3 separate regions of the Mus musculus genome follow, and regions 1 and 2 are each linked to region 3. The links are chromatin loops, found by intact Hi-C in ENCODE. Cell type or tissue: gastrocnemius. All regions are shown on one strand. Each heading gives the region's core, and the rest is flanking DNA. Links, peaks and the distances in the headings are about the cores only.

Region 1 (6,645 bases), core at 2,118-4,617, 260 kb before region 3:
ATATAAACTAAAGGATAGAGAAAAGGGCATCTCGGGATGGGAGAGGAGCAATATTTTATAAAGCAGGCCAATGCTGAAGAAATGAATCTTGAGCCTAGTATTAAGAAGATAGCTAAATAGAATGTACTTCTTTTTATCCTTCACAAAACATAATTCCCTTTTTTCTCTTTTTATTTTTAATTTTATATATGTATAAGTGTTTTGAGTGTGTGTGTGTATTTGCCCTATGGGGCTGTCTTGTGCCCATGGAAGACAGAAGAGGACTTCAGATGCCCTCAGACTGGTTACAGTTGTGCGCTGCCATATGGGTTAATTGACCTGAGGCAAGAAGACACATTCTGAATGCAGGTGACATCATTCTATGGGCCAGGGTTCCCGACGGAATGAAAAGACTGTAATAGAGGTGTGAGCATTCGTTGCTTTCTGCTTCCTGACCACTAATGCAATGAGACCAGCTGCCTCCTGCTGCGTGGTACCTAATACCCTCAAACTGTAATCCCCAGGAAACAGATTCTTCTGAATCAGGTTCCTTCTGCCAGATATTTTGTCAAAGCATGGAGTGACGCAACAAAGTCACCTAATCCAGAGTCATTCTTGGTGCTGGGGGATATGGCAAAACAGCCACTGCCTTCTGTGGAGAAGACACAGTTAATCAACGGTTATACAATACGAGCTGTGGCGTGCCGTGAAAAGGAAAGCACAACACTCATAGAACCACGGCAGCAGCTATCACGTCTGTGCGATTTTAACGGTTGCAACTAGGAAGGCTTCTCTGGAGGTGGCATAACTTCAGTTAAGTGGTTATCCAGACAGCTAATGACAGTCGTGGTCCCAACGAAGCAGAGCAGGATATAGTGAGGGGCAGATGTGAGATGTGACCAAGAAAAGGAGGCGGGTAGATGCATTGAGGTTTCCCAGAGGGATGAGAGAACTCACTACTGGAGTTTTAGATAGATCGAGTTTTCAACAATGAGATGGTGCTCAGTTTTTAATTCGAATGCTCTTAAGTCCTGCTCTCTATTACACCATATTGTGTAAAACTGTGGTGGTGGGGTTTTTTCCCCCCAAGACTGATTTGTCCTGAGAGACTCCATTTTATATGCAACTTTGACTCCTTTAGGGAGTTGACTGCATTTGAGTGAGCATATGATCTATACCATCTTTCTTGCACCCTTGGAAGCACAGACTAAGAAATGACTTATTCCTGGGAGTAGGCAGGGAGCCAGCCACCCTATAGACATATCAAGGTGAACTGGTTTGATAAGAGCACACAACTGTATTGAAATTATATCAGAGGACTGTAAGGTGGGCCCAGCAAATAAGACACATGCCACCAAGCCTGATCAATTTGAGTTTGATCCTCAGAACCCATCTGATAGATAGAGCCAACTCCTGCATGTTGCCCTCTGACCTCCATGGCATACACACGTAAAAAATTAAGTAAAAACGTAATGAAACACCAGGAAAACTGTGCCTGAGAACATATTAGATACATAGGCCATGGAACTCGGACCCCACAGACGGCAGAGACTATGACTGTAATACTGATCGACGGCCCCACTAACCATCCGGTGTGGGACTGTGGGAGAACTTGACAACTCCCAGCTCTCCCAGGGGCTTCTGCTCTGCCTTGTCCCAGCTTGTTAACACAGGCTACTCAAATTACCATCTGCCTGGCTGTTTGCTTACCTAGATCTGCATCTATCTGTCCACCTATTTGTTCTTATGGACCAGGTCCTGCCCTTTCACCTCTGCAGCTGGACTCAACTGTGCAGCTCAACTCTGACCCCGTAGCCTGACTCTGTAGCAGTAGCCACATCCCTTTAAAAAAACTTAAGCTGGCTTTGTATCTGACAGCTCCTTTGCCTTTTTGTCAGTTTCTAGCTTTGGACTCTCAGGTCTCTTTGAAATGACCTAAAACGCCTTGTTTCTTTAACCCTTTGTAGTCATTCTATGTACTGGCTATTCCTGGTTGTCAACTTAACTATATCTGGAATGAACTACAATCCAGAATTGGAAGGCTCACCTGTGATCCACATTGTGAGGCTGGGAGATATGAGTTTCTGACCTGGATCTTGGCATGGAGATCTTGAGGCATAGTGGTTACGAATCCCAGGAGACTAAGGCAAGGAGATCTCTTGAGTTCAAGGTCAGCCTGGGACAAAACAAGTCCCAGATCCAGGTGTGGTGGTACACACCTTTAATCTGCACCACACCTCATGCTGGAGACCTACATAAGGACATTTGAAGAAGGAAGATTCGCTTCTCTTTGCCTGCTTGTGTTTACTTGCCAACACAACTGTTTGAATCTACTAGCCTTGTGGGACTAAGCAGCTACTAGATCCTTGGACTTCCCATTCACAGCTGATCGTTGTTGGGGAGTTGGACTACAGACTGTAAGTCATCATAATAGATTTCCTTACTATAGAGAGACAGACTATAAGTTCTCTGACTCTAGAGAACCCTGACTAATACATTTTGTAACATACATACATACATACATACATACATACAGATTGATTTGCTGTATAATGTGTGTTATCTCAGCCTTAATATGGTGATTAAATGAAAGAAGCCCATGCTAATACCTTTAATCCCAGCACTTGGAAGGCAGAGGCAGAAAGCTCTCTGTGAGGCCAGTCTGGTCCACATAGCGAGTTCCAGGCAAGCCTGCCTTACAGGGGGAGACCCTAACTCACACTCAAATAGAAGTTTTAAGAAGAGCAGACAGAGCCAGGCATGGTGGAGCACACTTTTAATTTCAGCACTCCAGAAGCAGAGGCAGGTGGATCTCTGTGCATTCAAGGCCAGCCTGGTCTACAAAATGAGTTCCAGAACAGCCAGGGCTACACAGAGAAACCCTGTCTTGGGGATTGGGAGCGGGGGAGGAGACAGAATAAAATGCAGGAAAGGAGAATTGCCATCACCAGAGGACTATAAAGCAGGTTAGAGTGTTATTGGACATTCCAGTGGAGAAGCTGAAGAAGTAGAAAAAGAGGATAACTGGTCCAAAGACAGACATCTTAGAGCAGACAGTGGAGAATGAAGGAAGGTCATTGAAGGAAATTAAAACAAAACAAAACAAAAAACAAAAACAAAACAGAACAACAACAACAGAAAAAAACTGTCCCTTCTCAGATTTCAAAGAATACAATATAGAAGCAGACTACTAATTTAGGAGCCCTACTAAGGGCAACACAATGTGGGGCTATTTTGATAACTAGCAAAATTCCTACAATGACGAATGGAAAAGTATCCCTTCCCACCCTCATAATACCATCCAGCTGAAGACTGATCTCATCAAAGTTGCAGTAACAGACAGGAGTCCTGTCTGTGGTGCAGCTAATTTATATACCCTGAATTAACTCTGCTCATTTACTGCGTTAGCAGTACCAGGAGGCAAGGCTGGAGAGGCTTCCATTCTAACTGAAGGAGGAGAGACTGGTTTCTGTGGAAGAGCGAGGAATGACCACAAATTCTTTGGGCTCTGCTCATCAAGAAGTGGGTCCGTGATCTCATTCCTTAACTCTAGTCTGGCTTTGTTGTTCCTGGGGCCATAGGAATGCGGTTGAAGCGCTTCCAAGTGCCTTGAATCGAACCGCCCCAGCAGCTAGACAGCACCTCCTGAGTGTGAACAGACCATTTTGGACCACACAGTTTAGCCAACTCTTGCTGAAAGAAACCAGCATAGGAATCACCCAGCTCGTCTTTACATATTTTGGTAAGTGGACTTTGTCCTTTCAATGAATCTAGTTCTAAATGCATTGGCCTGAAGGAAATAACCTTAAAAATATTTGCTTCTATTTCAGGCTTAGCCACGACCTCCTGGGGGTGTGGCTTATCCAGGGGGCGAGCTTTACGGGGGCGTGGCCTCTTGAGGGCGGGTCTCTTGGGCGGGGCTGGGGAGGACTCCCCAGCAACTGCGTCTAGAGGGCTGAGTGTTCTGGGTTCCACGTGGGTTGATTGAGTTTTAATTTGCAGAAAAAGCTGCTGCGGGCGCGACCGGAAGTGGCAGGTGAGTGAAGCCGGAAGCAGTTCCAGTGAATTCTTTGCGGGTTGTGGAGGCACACGCTGAGCAGGAGTGGGTGCTGCGGAGAGCACGCGTGCGTCCCATGGGCCCCTCCTATTGGTTCTGAAAGCTCTGCAGATTACACCTGGTGCTCCGGACGTAATTTCATTATTGGGAACAGTTGATTTCTAATACGGCGTAGGGTAAACTAAACAAGACATTCAGTGCTAGTCGCGTGCCTGCTCCCGAAGAGTAAAGCTTGCTTAAAAGTTCGTAATCACTTCCAGGTTTGGATCGCGTTATTAGGAGGATAGCAAATAGTTTTGGTAAGGCCTTGTGAGGAAGGTAGGCCTGTAGTTAGGTCTTGCTTTACACTCTGTCAGGGAGAAGCATGTGTTGGCAGTTGCAGAAGTGTCTCCCAGAGCATGGAAGTAAGAGCCTCCTGAGGAAATAATTATAACACCAGTAATGAAGATGAAAGCAGAGAGCTGGGGGTGGATTGCTCGGCGGTACAGTTCAAACCTAGACTGAGTGAGTTCCATCCCTTGCTCAGCTAAAGCTGTTAAAATAGAGTGTAGTTGGGTATATCAACCACATCCTAGCCCAGGCGCCTACAGAGGAGTAGGTGGCCAACACAAAACAAACTCCACGGGCTTTTTTTTTTTTTTCTTTTTTGGTCTTGTCTCGTTGATCTTTTACTTATTTTGACTTTAGTTTTCATAGGTTTTGGTTTTTTAAAGAAAGAACATAAAGTTGGGTGGATAGGGAGGTGGTGGGATCTGAAAAAAACGGGGAGAGGAAGGAACGTGATCAAAATGCATTGTATAAAAAGTTTTTCATTTAAAAAAGTAAAATATGGGTGTGGGTCGCTATGCAAAGTAACACTGTAGAAACAGAATTCTACCAGGTTTTCAAAAGTTAGATTGTTTCATTTTGTCTGTCAGCTACAGTCTGTCTCAGAAGGTATGTCAGGCCTTCAACCCAGAGGCAGAGGCAAATAGATCTCTGTGAGCTCAAGGTCAGCCTGGTCTACAGAGGTAGTTTCAGGAGATCCAGGGCTACACACTCATCGTGTCTGAGGGTGGGGAGATTGTGTTCTGATAACTAAAATAATTTGTGATACGATACATAATAATCATTTAGTTTAACTCCTTAAAATGACTCACGTGTAACTATTTTAGTAGTCCTATTTAAACATGACTCACACAGATTTACAGTCTTTATTCTGGCAATGTGTCTCCCTTCCCTGTGACTCTTGTCACCTTTATGTAGTTCACTGATGAATCCCAACTGTCAAGGACAAAGCATGCCTTATAGTTACTGCAGACTCTGTCAGCCATTGGCTGGTTAATTGTGGACCATAGTTAATGTATCAAGGTAAACTCCAGTTTGACATATCTTTTAGGAATCCTTGTACACTTGAAAGAAGACATGTTAAACTGTCAAAAAAAAAAATGGATTGGAAGAGAAGACCTTGAAATCACAATTATTTAGGTTCATCTCATGTGCTCTTGAATTCAGTTAAAGGCAACTGGATCAGATAGAGATTAAACTACCGGTCTAAAGCTATTCAGTTAGTTGCAAAGCAAGCATTAAAATGTAAAAGCAACTATTTTACCTGAACCTCTATATATGTTAATAAGTGTGACTATTGTCACCTTAGGAGAGGATGTCACAAGGTCTTTTTCAAATCCCAACTTCAATGGGCACATTCTAGTTTATTAGTATCCGAGACGTCATGACACCTAATCCTTGATGTTTCTCCCTTGGATCACCCAAGAAGAGGACCTTAGGCCAGTGAGCCCAGAAAACCACTAAGCTTCAGGTTGAGTAAGAGACCCTGCCTCAAAGAATATAGTAGAGAGTGAGAGGACTCTTGGACATTGACCTCTGACCTGTGCATGCACAAATGTGTGCTCAAACACATACACAGAGACACAGACAAAAATAAATTTAATAAGTGAAAGCCAGAATGGCAGTGTATGTCTATATTCTAGTTAAAGCTAGGGCAAAAGGACTATTTGAACCCAGGGATTCAAGGTCAGATGGGTAACATAGTAAAGTCTCATCTCAGGGGGGCAGAAAATGATAGAACTAGCAGTACCATTACACAATCAGGGGGACATGTGTGTGTGTAAAGGTATATACATAAGAACAGAAGCAATAACGGTTATTTATACTAAAATGTTAATTAACTATCTCCAGGTAGTAGGATTCTGGATTCTTTCTTTTGCTAATCTATTTTTTTTCCTCAATGAAAATATATTGTGAATTCAAACTAATTTATTTGGCTTTGCTATACATTACTTAATGTGTTTACTCCATATCATTGACTTCAGTTTAGTTGAAATTATCTAAAGCTTATCTTCATTGCTTTCCATTGGTCACTCTATTAAAGAGCCACCAAAGACTAAGGGTAAAGATGAAAAGAAGGTCTGGACCCTTTGATAAGTTTTGTATAATTACCAAATAGCCAAAGAATATAATTTGATTTTCTTTTTTTATTGAATTAACTTATCTTATTTTGTCTTGTTTTTTTAAAAGCATGCTAATTCCACTTTCAATGAAGAATTGCTTCCGATTACTTTGTCAGCACAAGGTCCCAGCAGCTGGCTTTAAAAGCCCACCCACACATG
Region 2 (6,645 bases), core at 3,483-5,982, 270 kb before region 3:
TAAACATGGAGATGCAGAGTTTGGAGTTTGCCCCAAACTAGTTTTCAGTCTTGCTTTGGTCCAGTATTTCCTCGTTGGGCTCCCTTTTGGAACAGTCATGTCTATCCTGTACCATTTTATGTTGGAAGCATGTGATCTGTTTTTTTCATTTTGATTTTGCAAGGGACTACAGATAAGAGACTGCATGAGTCTCAGAAGAGACTTTTGAAACTTGGACTTTTAAACAGTGCTGGTACTGTAGTAGACTATGGGAACTTTTGATACTGGACTAAATGCATTTTGCATTATGATATGGCTATAATCCTATGGGAGCCAGGGAGTGAAAACGTGAGGTTTGAAAGATAATGGCCATCCTAGGCATACAGGAAGTGGCACTATAAGGAGTGGCCTTTTTTGAGTGGGTATGTCCTTGTTGGAGGAAATGTGTCACTAACAGTGGGCTTGAGATTTCAAAATCTCAAGTGCTACTACCTCTTCCTGCTGCCTCCAGATCCAAATGCAGAACTCTCAGCTGCCTCTCCAGCACATGTCTGGGTGCTGCCATGCTTCCCACCGTGATCAACATGGGCTAAACCTCTGAAGTGCAGGCCAGTCCCAATCAAATGTTGTCCTATATAGGTGCAGTGATCATGGTGTCTCTTCACAGCAACAGAAATCCTAAGACATCATCCATTTCTACACACTATATGGATGTGCCTAGACCCAGGTACAACAATCCCCACACCTAGATTACTGCTGTAGTTCTTCCCCCTCCTTCCCTTGCTTTATAAAAATTATTCTTTACCCTATAATCAGACTAATCACTTTAAAATGTTTAGAGGCTGCTCAAAAACACTCCAATGGCTTTCTACTACAATTGGGATAAAATCTGAACTTCCTTAGGTCCTGTATGAGTTGGTGCCTTCTCTTTAAAGATCCGGTACTTCTTTTTCACTCATCAATTAGTTTTACTGTTTATCTTTCTGTTCCTTTCATGGGTTGCTCAGACCTGAAAAACTGTATATCCCTCAAGTTACTATGATGAAAGTCTTATGCCCAGAATGATGGCACTGAGAGGTGCAGGAGCCAGTTGGTAGAACACACGCTTAACATTCCTAAAACCCTGGAGTCAGTTCCTAGCACCAAAAAATAAACTAAGTCATGATTAATTAACTTTATAGAAGAGGCCCCAGGATCCTCTCATACTTTATACCATGAGGAAACAACAATAAGATATCTATGTACCTGGAAAAGATCCTCCACCAGATGAGATCTTAGAATTCTCAGTTTCCAGAACTGTTAGGGTTAAATATCTGTTGCTTACAATCTACCAAGCGTACAGTGTGTTGTTATATCAATGCACATGAGCTAAGACATGTTCCATTTTCAGTCGACTTCATGCCCTCCTTCCACTTTTCCCTACCAGGAACATTCTCTCCTCAGCCTCTTACCTGTCTGAAGTCTGTTCAACCTCAGTACTTTGTCTTTTCTCCCTCAATTTCCTTTTTAAAGCAGGTTCTCTCTCAGTCACCCTCCACTCAAGCCAGTGCACTTGTCCCTACTTGAAATCATATTATCTGTCTGTTTCCCTGTTTGCTGTCTACTTTCTTCTACTGGGATATAAAGTCCAAGATGTCTAGGCTGTTGTCTGGTTGCTATGTTTGAAAAAAAGTCTACCAGAGTTTCTGTATAGAACATTTGTATTTACTCAATGAGTAAATTTTTAGAGTTAATAAAACATTTTTAAAATAATGAAGTTTAATTAAACAAAGCAGCCTCTGTGGAGGAATGAAAGTAAACCTGAAGAGGACTAATAAATGAATTAAATAATAAATGATTAATAAACCATTTAATGAATGATTAAAATCAAAATATAAAATGTAAGCTTTTAATCGGCATAGCTGCAAGAGCCAAAGAGGCAGAATAAAAGTTAAGGAAGACTAAGGCTGTAGAAGGTTCACTGCCAAAAGCAGAAAAGTATGCTTCCTTCTTTCCACGAGACCCCTTCCAGAATCAAGCATGGGCTTCGTCTCTCAAGAAATGCAAATAAAAGTCTGCTTAGCCTTAGTCTGAAAACTCAAACCTTAAATCTCCACAATTCAAAAATGTTCTGAGTAACAAACAGCATGAAGCTACAAATGGAAAATTCCATACTTGACCTTGCAAGAATGGCCATAGTCAAAACCCCAGTAGACCAAAAGAGTTACAGAAAATTACCTTCAGGCCATGAATATAAAGTTCATATGAAACATAAATTTTCTGTTTAGATTTGGTCCCATTCCTGGGAAGCTTTATGTACATACAATATCCTAAAGTCCCCAAACTCTGAAACAGCAACACTTCTGATCTTAAGCATTCTGAAGAATGATATCTCACATGCATACACAAAGCCAGGAACATTGAGACAACTTTACTGATCAAGGCACTGTGCCTGAGCCTGGTGATCTGAGTTTGATCCCCAAGGACCCATATAGTGAAAGAAGAGAACCAACTCTCACAGGCTCCTCTCATCTCCATATGTGCACTGTGGCAAGCATATACCCTGGCAAGCAAGTGTACAAGCACACATACACATAAATATACATACAAGTTGTCCTTTGACCTCCTCGCGCACACACACACACACATACACACACACAAAATTTTTTTAAGAAAAGAATTCCCTAAGAATATTTGCAGGCAATGAAGCCCTACAGCAGAGAAACAATGAAGACATAAATTAATGTTGACTGGTGGAAGGGCAAAAAGGTGAATAACATGAAGAAATCCAGGTAGTAGGTATACTGTATTCTGACACAAGAATGAGAAAAGCAAAGGTAAGTGAAATTTTAACTAAGGGGTATAATCTGAGGAACTTCCTATCTACTGGGACTTTAATTTTTCAGTGAAATAGAAGTTAAGATTATATGTTTAAAAAATATCAGCAAAAGTTGGGAAGGGACAAAAGTCATTAAAGTTTAAACTTTTCTTAAGGTAAACAACAACAAAATCTTTCCAGTCATTCCAATTCAAGCTCCAAGCTCATCTCGTTTCTACAATCCAATCTCTAAAGAAATTACTTATGTCCTCAATGAAGAGTGAAACAAGACCTTAGAAACACAAGAAAGGGGTCAGTTGTTCTCTGAAGGCTTTTCTGGACCAAAGGGATTAGTAACTTAAGACTAAGACTAATGGTGTAACTAAAACAAAAAGCACTACCTTTCCAACCGCCTCTCCTCAAAACATGAGATGCATATATTTTAATATCCATAACCCTGTCCGTTATTTTAAAACCTACTGTCCACCAACAGTAAATCGTGGTATATCTTTACAATGGAACACTAACCAGCAAAGTACCTAGAAGCAATAAGGCTACAATCTCTAAGTGTTAAGCACAGAAGCTGTAGAACACGTGTTACAATTCCTCTTATATAAAGTTCCATAACAAGGCAGACTGTATGCTGTGTGTTCACATAAGATGATAAAACTATTAGGAAAAGCAAGGGAATGCCTAACATTGTCAGTCTGGGCAACAAGCAAAGAGCAAGAGCATGTGATGCCTGAGAGAATAAATAACACCTGTTCTAATGGCCCGAATGCCTAACATTGTCAGTCTGGGCAACAAGCAAAGAGCAAGAGCATGTGATGCCTGAGAGAATAAATAACACCTGTTCTAATGGCCCCTACTTATGGAAAACTTTAAAACCAAATTATTTTTAAACAAATAAGGCAGAACCCAGAGACTCTCTCCTTGCCTGGTTATAGCTGGACTACAACAGTGATTCTTCTTTGGAAAGTAAGTAAAACCTGTTTTTGAAACTGCCAATAAACAATATCGAGGTTTGGAATTTCAAAGAATATTGATGAATGTAATTTTACCTTATTTCTTTCTCAATAATTAAGACAGAAGAACTTAGTTTATTGTTTAATTAAAATACAACTGGTTTGTTCTTGAAGCACAGTTAAATACGATAACGTCCCTTTATCTTAACAACCTATTCTATTCCGAAATTACTATGACTTTATTTCCTGAAAGTGAACAAAATGTACTCGAAGTCCTGAAAACCAGAATAAATTTGAAATGACAAAGACCGTAGGTCACATAGATTTACAGGGGCTTAGAGAAAACAGCCACTTGTGCAAATTTTTCTTAGTGTCTAAATCGTTGACTGAGAGATATATACAAATACATGTATCCTTATGTACATATATACTTTTTAGGTATCAAGTGCATGACAGACTTGAATAATTTTTTCAAACAAGACAGCCTACCTTGCCTTTCTTCTATAAACTATAAAGAGATTATGAGATTTTTTTTCCATGCAAAATCTCAATTTCTGCCTTCACCTGCCTCCTAGTCTATTAAGAAGAGATTAAGAGAGACTGAGGGGTTCAGGAATAGACAGGCTGAGCTCCCAAATGCCACAGCTTCACCTCACAGTGTCTCTAAGCAAAACAGTCCCCCAACAACCAAGCTGAGGCAGGCAGCGAAGCGGTCACCATAGGAACTGGGCTCAACCATGAACTCCCCTGAAACTAGGGTAAGCTTTGCTCCTGGAACCCATTCCCACCCGGCAGGTCCGCGACGCAGCCGCCTAAGCAGCGATGCCCAACCCGGGCCACAGTCAGGCTCTCCCCACCCTCTTGCAGCCGCCCCGGGATGGCTCTTCTCTAGCCCAGCGCACCTCCGCGACTCCTCCCTGGAGCTCCGCAGCCCTCCCCCGACCTCCCTGGCCGTCGTTCTCCCCGGAGCTCATCCCGGCCACTGAGGGGCCTCCGCCTCAGCGGGACATCCAGCCCCACCCCGGCCTCCATCCTCCGCCCTAGTCTCCTCCTTCCCGCCCCTGTCTCCTCCCCAGTCTCCTCCTTCCCGCTCCCTGGGCCCCGCCCCGGCGGAGGCAGGCGCTCCGTGTGGCGCAGCGGGAAGAGGGCGGGAGCGGTTAGCTCCGGGCTGGCCGACGCCCCGCCCTCACGCTCTGTACCTGAGCGGGGCTCTTCTTCCACCTCCCCGGCGCCTACGCTCCACTTCCGTCCGGCGCGCCCTAGCACCCGTGCGCACGCGTACCTGTCTCGACACGCCCTCTCGCGGAGACTACGGATCGTGCGCGCGCACCCGAGCGAGCACGTAGCGACGTGGACCGCCGCCGGCCCGCCTCTCAGGGCTCCGACTGGAAGCCTTTTCCGGGCCCATCGGTGCCGCGCAGGCGCACGGCCACGCAGCGCCGAGATGGCCGACCCCTGCGTCCGGTCTCCTAGTAACCATCCTCTAGCCCGCGCAGGCGCGAAGGCTATTGCCCAGGGCTGAGCCACTGCTGCGGTCCCAGGAGCCCCAGGCGTTCTTGGCTGAGGGAAGCGGTTACTCCCTAGAGCTGCTCCAGTGCGCAGCAATGGTCAGGAAGCTGTGCTGTGGGAGCCTTCAGGTGGGGTGCCCTGTTGCAGCTTACCGGCGGGAGCCGATCTTTCCGGGTGAGCGTGGCACCTGGCCACCAGTCTCAGAATGGACCTCGGAAATGTCAGACCCAGCAATCATCTCCCCTACGCCAGGCTGACATTTCTTCTCTACATGCCAGTCCTCTCTAGCAAGCCTGGCGATGAAAACCGAGAAAGGCTATAAAACCTTGTGAGATGTTAAATACTGTATCTAAAGTTTTTACCCCAAGTTTGGCTCCTACCAGTGAGCAGATTTGAGCCTTCTTTTCTTATCCGACGTGGTATTTTTGGCTACCCAACTAAGTTAAAATGGCATCTTGAATCTTTTTAAATGGAAAGAAATGAGCACCGCGCTATGCTACCATTGTTTCTTACAGTTTAGCATGAAAGACATTTTGTCTTACTGCTTTGTGAGTGCGTAACCGCTTCTACCCATCTTTAGCCAGAAGCTTTTTTTTTAACCCTGTCTGTTTTTACTTATTTTATTAGTATACAAAGTACACGGGATTTCTTGTGGCATTTGCGTTCAGAATTTGTTTCTGTTGTTTCTCCTGCGCCTTTTCTCCCATCCCCCCTCTTTTGCCGGTTCACTCCAGTGGTCCCCTTCTGCTTTCCTGTCATAGTGTTCTGTTACCCCCAAACCACTCTTTTCCCCCTCACCTTGCAGTTTCATGAACTGTACCCACACACCCGTATATACCCCCTACTTAATATGTTAGAATCGGCACGCAAAAAAGAACATAATGGCATCTGACTTCGTGAGTGTGGATTATCTCGTTTCAAATAATTTCCAAATCCATTTTTCTGCAGATTTCGTGACTTCATTTTCCATTATAGTTGAGTAAAGTTCCATCGTATATGTATAATGTTTCCATTATTGATTCATCTGTTCCGGTGTAAGCTGGATCCATTTCCTGGCTATTGTGAATAACGCAGCAATAAACATGAATGTTCAAGTGTCCCTGTGGTAGTGTATGAAGACCTCTGGGCGTGTCAGAAGCAGTAACACTAAGTCATAGGTAGCTCTGTTTTTTGTGTTTTTGAGAAGTCTTCACACTGAGTTCACATCGGTTTGCATGCCCTCCAGCACTGTAAAGGGACTCATCGCATCCTTGCCAGCACTTGTAATTTGTTTTCATGATGATGGCTCTTCTGATTTGGAGTGAGGGAGAACCCTAATTTGCATTTCCCTGATTGCTAATGCTGTTCAGAACTTTTCAGAACATTTACTGGTCATACATGTTTCTTCTTTTGAGA
Region 3 (6,645 bases), core at 2,651-5,150:
AGCACCTGTTCTGCAAACATGAGGACCTAAAAACCTGGTGCAGTGCTGCTCATTTCTAACTCCAGCAGATACAGATCTCAGGGTCAGCCCGTCCAGCCCAAATGGCAAGCTCCAGCTTCAGTGACAGACTGTGACTCAAAAGCTAAGGTAGCGAGCAACTGGAAGGCATCAGACATAAACCTCTGGCCTCTACACACAGCACAGGAAACTCAGACCTGTGTTCTTTAACATGTATTACTCATGTAATGCTATGAAGTAGGTAATACTCTAGTCGTCATATACAGCTGAATAACATGAAGCACCAGAAGTCATTAACTGGTCCAGGGTCATGCAATCAGTAAATGGGAGCAGACAGGATATGGACTGAAGATGTCAAGTGTTCAAATCAACTACAGCAATTATTGTTAAAAATTTTTACAAAGAGCCTATTAGGTTCCAGGCACAGTTCTAAGTACTAGGGATAAAATTACGAATAAATCTAATAAGATCTCCACCCTGTAGTTAGGAAGAGAGAACCAACAAATCTAAAGGGAATAATTAACAAGTGAAAAGTATATCTGATCATAAATACAAAGGAGAAAAAATATTTAATGTAAAAGCAAACAAAAGAGTCAAGTAACAAAAGGAGACTTGCTTCTATTTTAGAGACTAGGAAAAGTTCCCTCAAGTAAAGAACAGCACTAGAAGACAAGAACAGCTACCACCAGTCAGAAGAGGTGTCCTGCATATCTGCCTGGATCCTGAAATCCAATAGTGAGTGAGAGTCATGGGGTAAGGCTAAGGTTAAGTTGACAGCTGCCCTGATGGCAGGGAGGAGCTTAGGTTCAAACTCCATATGTAACCCAGAGCTTTTGGAGGATTTTAACTACAGAAAGTTCAAAGAAAATTAAAATTTTTAAATGTCTATTAATATCCACATTAAAGTTTCAGTTAGCACTGTTGTTACAAGAAAAGAAGTAAAAAGTATTTTTTGGTTGTTTGTTTTTCATTCTGTTTAACTTGCCCTATGATTTACTTTGGTTTTTATTTCTGATGGAGTCTTAACTATGCAGGCCCTAACTGGTCTGCACCTCACTATGTAGATCATGTTGGCTTCAAACTACCAGAGATACCCCAGCCTCTGCCTACCGACATCTGAGATGAACGGAGCCTGGTTCATACTATGATTTACAATCCCTTTCATTCTAATAAAACACTAAGAATCTGCCAGCCCTCAGGATCTGTTCTCTAGTAGACAGCAGGCACCTAAGGTCTCCGGTGATTAGTTTTCTTCTCATGGTCTCTCTCCAGCATATCAGGCCCTATTTAGTACACAGCTACAAGAGTATGCTACAGAAAACACTTACCTAGTACCTGTAGTTTCATAGTCTTATTAAATGCCTTTCACTTAAGAACTAATTTATTAGTCGGCTACCCAAACTGGAAAATGTCTTCCAAATATGAATGAAAAGCTTGTCCAACTAGCAGAGGCAAATTTCAAGCCCATATGTAAATGCTTTGATCTCTCCACTTCACATGCCATTGGATACAGTATGTTTGTTAAATATAGGTCTATGTAGCCTCTGGAATGTATTTACTGTGACTGGTTGTTGGGAACAGGCTTTCCTTCCTTTCCATTTAGAATCTTGGTTTTCAGTGTTAAAGAAGTGGAGTTACGTATTTCAGCACATTAATTTTGAAAATGTGTATTTTTCTACCTGAGATGACATAGAGATTTAATGTTAAAAGTGATTCCCACCCTTAAGAAAATGAACAAATATGCATTATTTACCATAAAAAGGAGTAAAGTTTCATGACAAGATACACGATTTTGGTACATACTGACCTCAAAGGACCTACAAGACACAAACAAGAAAACAGAAATTCAAGAAAAATGGCAAGTAAGTAGTCTAAGCAATGAACGAGTGCACTCGTGCAGACTGAAGTCCTGGATGGAGAGCTCCAGGTAAGCTTCCAAGTGTCCATCACAGGTAGCACTGGAAGGGCCGGAAGGGTATTCTAGCAGCATTTGCCTGGGCAAAGCCCGGTCAATATGGGAAAGCAAACTTATGGAGTCTTGCTAAGCTGAGCTAATGCGCACTCCATAGGAACAAGATTGTGGTATTATTACTCTACGTAAAGGAAGAACAGGTACTAGAGAAGCCAGAGACCAAGCAAATAATTTAAGAGCTGTTACATAGCCCTTAATAGTTACAAATCCTTTTTATGAGGTCTCTTGTTTTTATCTACATACCATTTCTACTTTATACCCAAGAAACACCAAAAAACACACGGTGAAATCCTAGGCATGTATCACCTGTAGTGTTTTTTTAAACAATCAAGGAACGATACTACAGGAAAGTCCGGGCTTTGCAAACCCGGGACAGGAAGAGTCTCCAAACAAACAAGTGCCCCCTCGGTGCACCCCGACTGTTATTATAACAGCACACCCAAGTGTGAACTGAGCACCTGTACAAACACTTGGGGACAGGTGTCCTGCACATGAAGGGGACAGATAAGTGACAAGGGAAAAGGAGTGAGAGAAACACTGCCTCCGGGATGCCTAAGAGCAAGGCAGAGGGGAGAAGCCGATGCACCGGGGACGAGCGAAGACCCGCGGCGCGGGCCCCGGGTGCCCCCTGCCACGTTCTGCAAACGCTGGCGGAGCGGACACTCGAACGCGCGAGGGAATGAATGGCCGGCCAGGCGCCGGCGCAGGAGGAACCGGTGACTTGCGACGCCAGCGGCGGGACTCGGAGGCAGGGCCGCGGGCGCCCCGATCGGCGCGCGACGGAGCGCCGGGTGTGGAGCGGGAACGGGAGGTCACGCGTTACATAACCCGGCGGCCGGAGGCGCAGGGGCGACGCGGCGCGGCAGGCAGGAGGCCTCGCGGCAGCACCGCGAGCCCCCGGCCTCGGCGCCTCGGGCCGCTCGTGCGGCGGAGGCGGGGACGGCGGAGGCTCGGTACCCCTCCCCCACCCGCCGGCCCGGGGGTCGCTCACCTTCCGCGCCGCCCCAGGCCACCATGCCCGGGCCCAGCCGCTTCCTCGGGCCTCGCGGGCGCCGCCGTCGTTCAGTGTCCTCCCCGCGGCTGAGGGGAACGCCGGGGAAGGCAACCGGTCAGGCGGCCGCCCAGCCGCACCGCACCGCACCGCGGCCCACGCTCCCTCAGTCGCTGCGCCCGCCTCGCGCCTCCGCGGCAGCTCCGCCCCTCCCCCGCCGCTCCTCTGGCGCGCGCCCGGCTCCCCCTCCCATCCACACCGCGGCCCGCTGGCCCGGCCCCGCACGCACTCACCGGGCGCGGCGCACGCGCGCTGCTCGCGCCCGGCCCGAGGCGACCCCGGCCCCGCCCTCCTCTCGCGCCGGCGCCCGCGGGGAGGGGGGGTGGAGAGCAGCGCCTCGGCTGCACGTGACCGTGCGGCTGGCTGGGCGGAGGTGGCGCGGGACCCGCCGCATCACCACGCTGCCTCCCGCCGGGGCCGGCTAGCTAATGGTGCTGCAGCGACGCGCAGCCGCGCCCCGCCGTGCCCCGCCCCGCCCCGCCCCGCCCGGGCTCCCCAGCCGCCGCGGAGGGCGCGGGTGCCGGGACTAACCGGGTAGACGACCGCGCAGGGTCGGCCGAGGCGCGAAACGCGTCGCCGCACCGCGCTCCGATTGATGTGCGGCGCCACCTAGCGGCGGCCAGGACGCTCACAGGCTAGCACATGCTCGGTCGGCGAGCGGAGAACCGCGGCCCACACGGGTCTGCGGGAATGCCAGGTCACTTGCTGGCAGCCAGCTAGGCTGTGTCCAGACACGACGTCCCTCACAATCTTACCACTGCCGGTCCTGTGCTCTACCTGCCTTTCCCACTTGCAACACACAGACCTGAAGAAAATTGCTTTCCCTTGTGATGGTTAAAAACAAACAAACAAAAACAAAAAACCAGCAGCTACACAATTTATTCGTGGATGTTAAATACACCTAGCAAAAAAGAAAAAAAACAGTCTCTTAAGGCCCATTTCCCCCGCCTCTGTAGTGTCTGTTCAATGGGAGACTGCATGGTTATTGTGATAGTCTTTATTGTTGGAATGCTCAAACATTAAGCCAACCAACTCCTCGCCCTAGACTGAACACTTTTGTTCCTTCCCCACCTTAAGACTTTTGAAAGGAGTTTGCAGGCACTTAGAAAACAGTAGTACTCTTTTTAAAACTGACTTTGCAAACCTGAGGTTCCTTTCCCAGAGAGACAGGAGATAATCGAAATCTCTCTCTCTCTTTCTGTGTATGTATATGTACATGGGAAATATATATATCTGTCTCGATTTTAACCTCTCCCCCTTTGCTCCACTTGCTCGCTCTCCTTTATGAATTCAACTTCAGTATTCCCTCCCAGCTCTGTTTCTCTGGACCCACAATTGAAGAGCTAGATACAGTGTAACTGCAGGAGTTTCAGAACGAGCTGCAACACCACCAGCTTGTGTTCGGAAATACCGCTGGGCGGGAAATGAGGCTTGTGAGGAGTTTTGAAAAACTGTCTCTACACAGCAGTTATTTCCAATGAGAAAAACACCAAAACTTTATTTTTGAGACTGAAAAATAACTTGTGAATACTTTTCCTCTTCTTTCATAATCAAAGATTACTTTTTCTGTATTTTTCTCAAGCAAATAAACAAACTGTCCCATCCTCGTTTGCTTTCTTTTGCTGCAACAAACATTATTACCAAAAAAACAACTTAAGGAGGAAAGGGCCTATCTCACCTTACAGTTTACAACCCACGGGGAAGGGAAGTCAGGACAGAACCTGGATGCAGGAACTGAAGCAGAGACCACTCAGGAGCCCTGCTCACTTCACTGGCTTGCCTCTAATGGCTTGCTCCTCTATTCCTGATACAACTAAGGCCACCCACCCAGGGTGGGCACCGCCCACAGTGGGCTGGCCCATCCCACATCAATCATCTGTCCCACAGACTTGTCCACAGGCCGATTCTGATAGAGGTGTTTTCTCAGTTGATGTTCCCTCTTCCCAGATGACCCTAGCTTGTGTCAAGTTGAAAGAAAGTGGAAAGAAGATGTCTTTCTCTGTAAAACAAACAGAACCGAGAGGCGAGAAGAAATAAACGGTAGATAAATTCTAGAGTCTGTGTTACGAACAAGTTTGCCCAGGGTTTATTTTTATCTACTTCAGAAAGTTCTTATTTTAACTTTATTGTCAAGATTCACTTGCCCATCTATTTATTTTTATAAAGTCTATATTTTTCCTTATCGAAGGCGAGCTAGGCTTTGGAGACAGCACCTAAGATGACCCATCTGGGCCCCACACTTGGGAATCCTTGGGGGAGCTGTACCTTTTCACTCCTTTCCTAAGCTTCATTAAAATTGATTTTTTAAAAAAATTTAATCATTTCTGACACCTTAAGAAGCCCGTAAGAATGCAGGTCAATGGCCCTTTTAGGGTTATGAATAAAAGGACATGAATTCTGCTACACATTCACTTGGCCTCTGGCAGTAAATTCCATATATATATACTTTTAAAGTTTGTTCTGGAACCCCTGACAGTGGTCTGTTCACAGTGACTTACATGGCCAGGTAGTGCTTATTATTACAAAGCATTCCATCCATTATGCTGACAGATGAAATAATAAGAGGGCGTGGCTCAAGCCCACGTGAACGGAGGGTGTTGAAAGCAGAGTTGGTTTGCCAGGACTTAACACTCTCAAACATACATTCAGGTTCGTATTTAACCAACACAGTTCACAACATTCATTGTGACCCAACGAGTAATCAGTCATATGGTACACCCTGTATGCCCGTGGCCAAACATATTGATTTCCTGTCTTTAAAAAGCTTTTAGTGTGGTGAGAGGCAACAGCTGCAGGCTAGGCTCAGGGCTACCATCTGAGGGCAATCTTGCAGGCACAGTGGGAACCTGCGAGGAAAGTTGCAGTACGGACTGAGAGGTTGGTTCTGTTAGGGAAACACCGGAGCCACATGGGCGAGGAACGGAGACCAGGGAACATTCTAGAAACTGTGAAACATGAAGCCGAGAGTGGCATAGGCTAGGAAGGCAAATGGAGGATGGGAGAATGAAGAGTTCTGTGAAGTATGGTGATCTGTCACTCTGCAGCTGTGAGAGGCACTGAGGTCTTGTCATAGTCCAGGTTAGCCAGGACATGGGTTTTGCCAAACACTACAATGAAAGGAGAAAGAGACAAAGATGTTGGTGGCAGAGGCAGCAGAGTTATATTGACTCAACACGGAACCTAAGCCGAGGAAGAAAAGGGACTTGCCTGGGGTGGTGGGATTAGTCAAATGATAATTCTGGTTGGTGGGTGGTAAGAAACCTTTCAAAGGATTTTGAGTTAGGCACTAGCGTGTGATGATTGTTGGAGTAACTTTTCTTCACTTTGTGTAAAGGTGTGTCTTTGTATTTTCAGCTAATTCTGTACTGGCAGAAGGCTAAATGCTGGCAGGATATCGCTAATGTCATTTCCGTGGCCCATCACCGGCCTTATATTCCTAAGTATATAAATTCCACACCTGTTCAGATACTTGAAGGTCGGGCAACCTAGAGGCAATCTAGAATTGTTATCAGAGGTTATCTCAATGCTGATTGGTTGTAATAAAGAGCTGACAGCCAATAGCTGGGCAGGAAGTAGGGGGTGGAACTTCCAGGCAAAGACAATG

Evidence for each region. A loop is a pair of places that touch in the nucleus more often than their neighbours do. Peaks named below come from ENCODE experiments on the same cell type or tissue, not always from the same donor. Only the 100,000 strongest peaks of a DNase experiment are listed, where the experiment ranks them.
Region 1: a loop joins it to region 3, with 4 times the contacts of the local background. A loop is called at or near these places in 4 of 42 quality-filtered maps.
Region 2: it touches region 3 in a loop (5-fold over the local background); 4 of 42 quality-filtered maps call a loop at or near these places.

What each region holds. Positions count from the first base shown.
Region 1 is chr1:37,868,311-37,874,955 of GRCm38, forward strand. Lipt1 (lipoyltransferase 1) reads left to right here and starts at 3,909. Exons shown (of 2, transcript NM_001037918.4): 1 at 3,909-4,015; 2 at 6,554-6,645. The coding sequence starts at 6,555. It also overlaps a transcript of Mitd1 not described here. In gastrocnemius, for the core only: no CTCF peak of the experiment used is centred there; DNase peaks (open chromatin) are centred at 3,601 and 3,920; H3K4me3 peaks cover 1,408 bases; H3K27ac peaks cover 1,489 bases.
Region 2 is chr1:37,860,083-37,866,727 of GRCm38, forward strand. It overlaps a transcript of Tsga10 not described here. Among named protein-coding and RNA genes, the nearest start is that of Tsga10, 8.0 kb to the left of the region's middle. In gastrocnemius, for the core only: a CTCF peak has its summit at 5,035; a DNase peak (open chromatin) is centred at 5,052; H3K4me3 peaks cover 2,051 bases; H3K27ac peaks cover 1,983 bases.
Region 3 is chr1:38,126,481-38,133,125 of GRCm38, forward strand. It overlaps Rev1 (REV1, DNA directed polymerase), which reads right to left and starts at 3,186. Exons shown (of 23, transcript NM_019570.4): 1 at 2,982-3,186. Gm5099 (predicted gene 5099) reads left to right here and starts at 5,603. Exons shown (of 6, transcript NR_151587.1): 1 at 5,603-5,690. In gastrocnemius, for the core only: a CTCF peak has its summit at 3,670 (motif pointing left); DNase peaks (open chromatin) are centred at 2,738, 3,408 and 4,830; H3K4me3 peaks cover 1,485 bases; H3K27ac peaks cover 1,844 bases.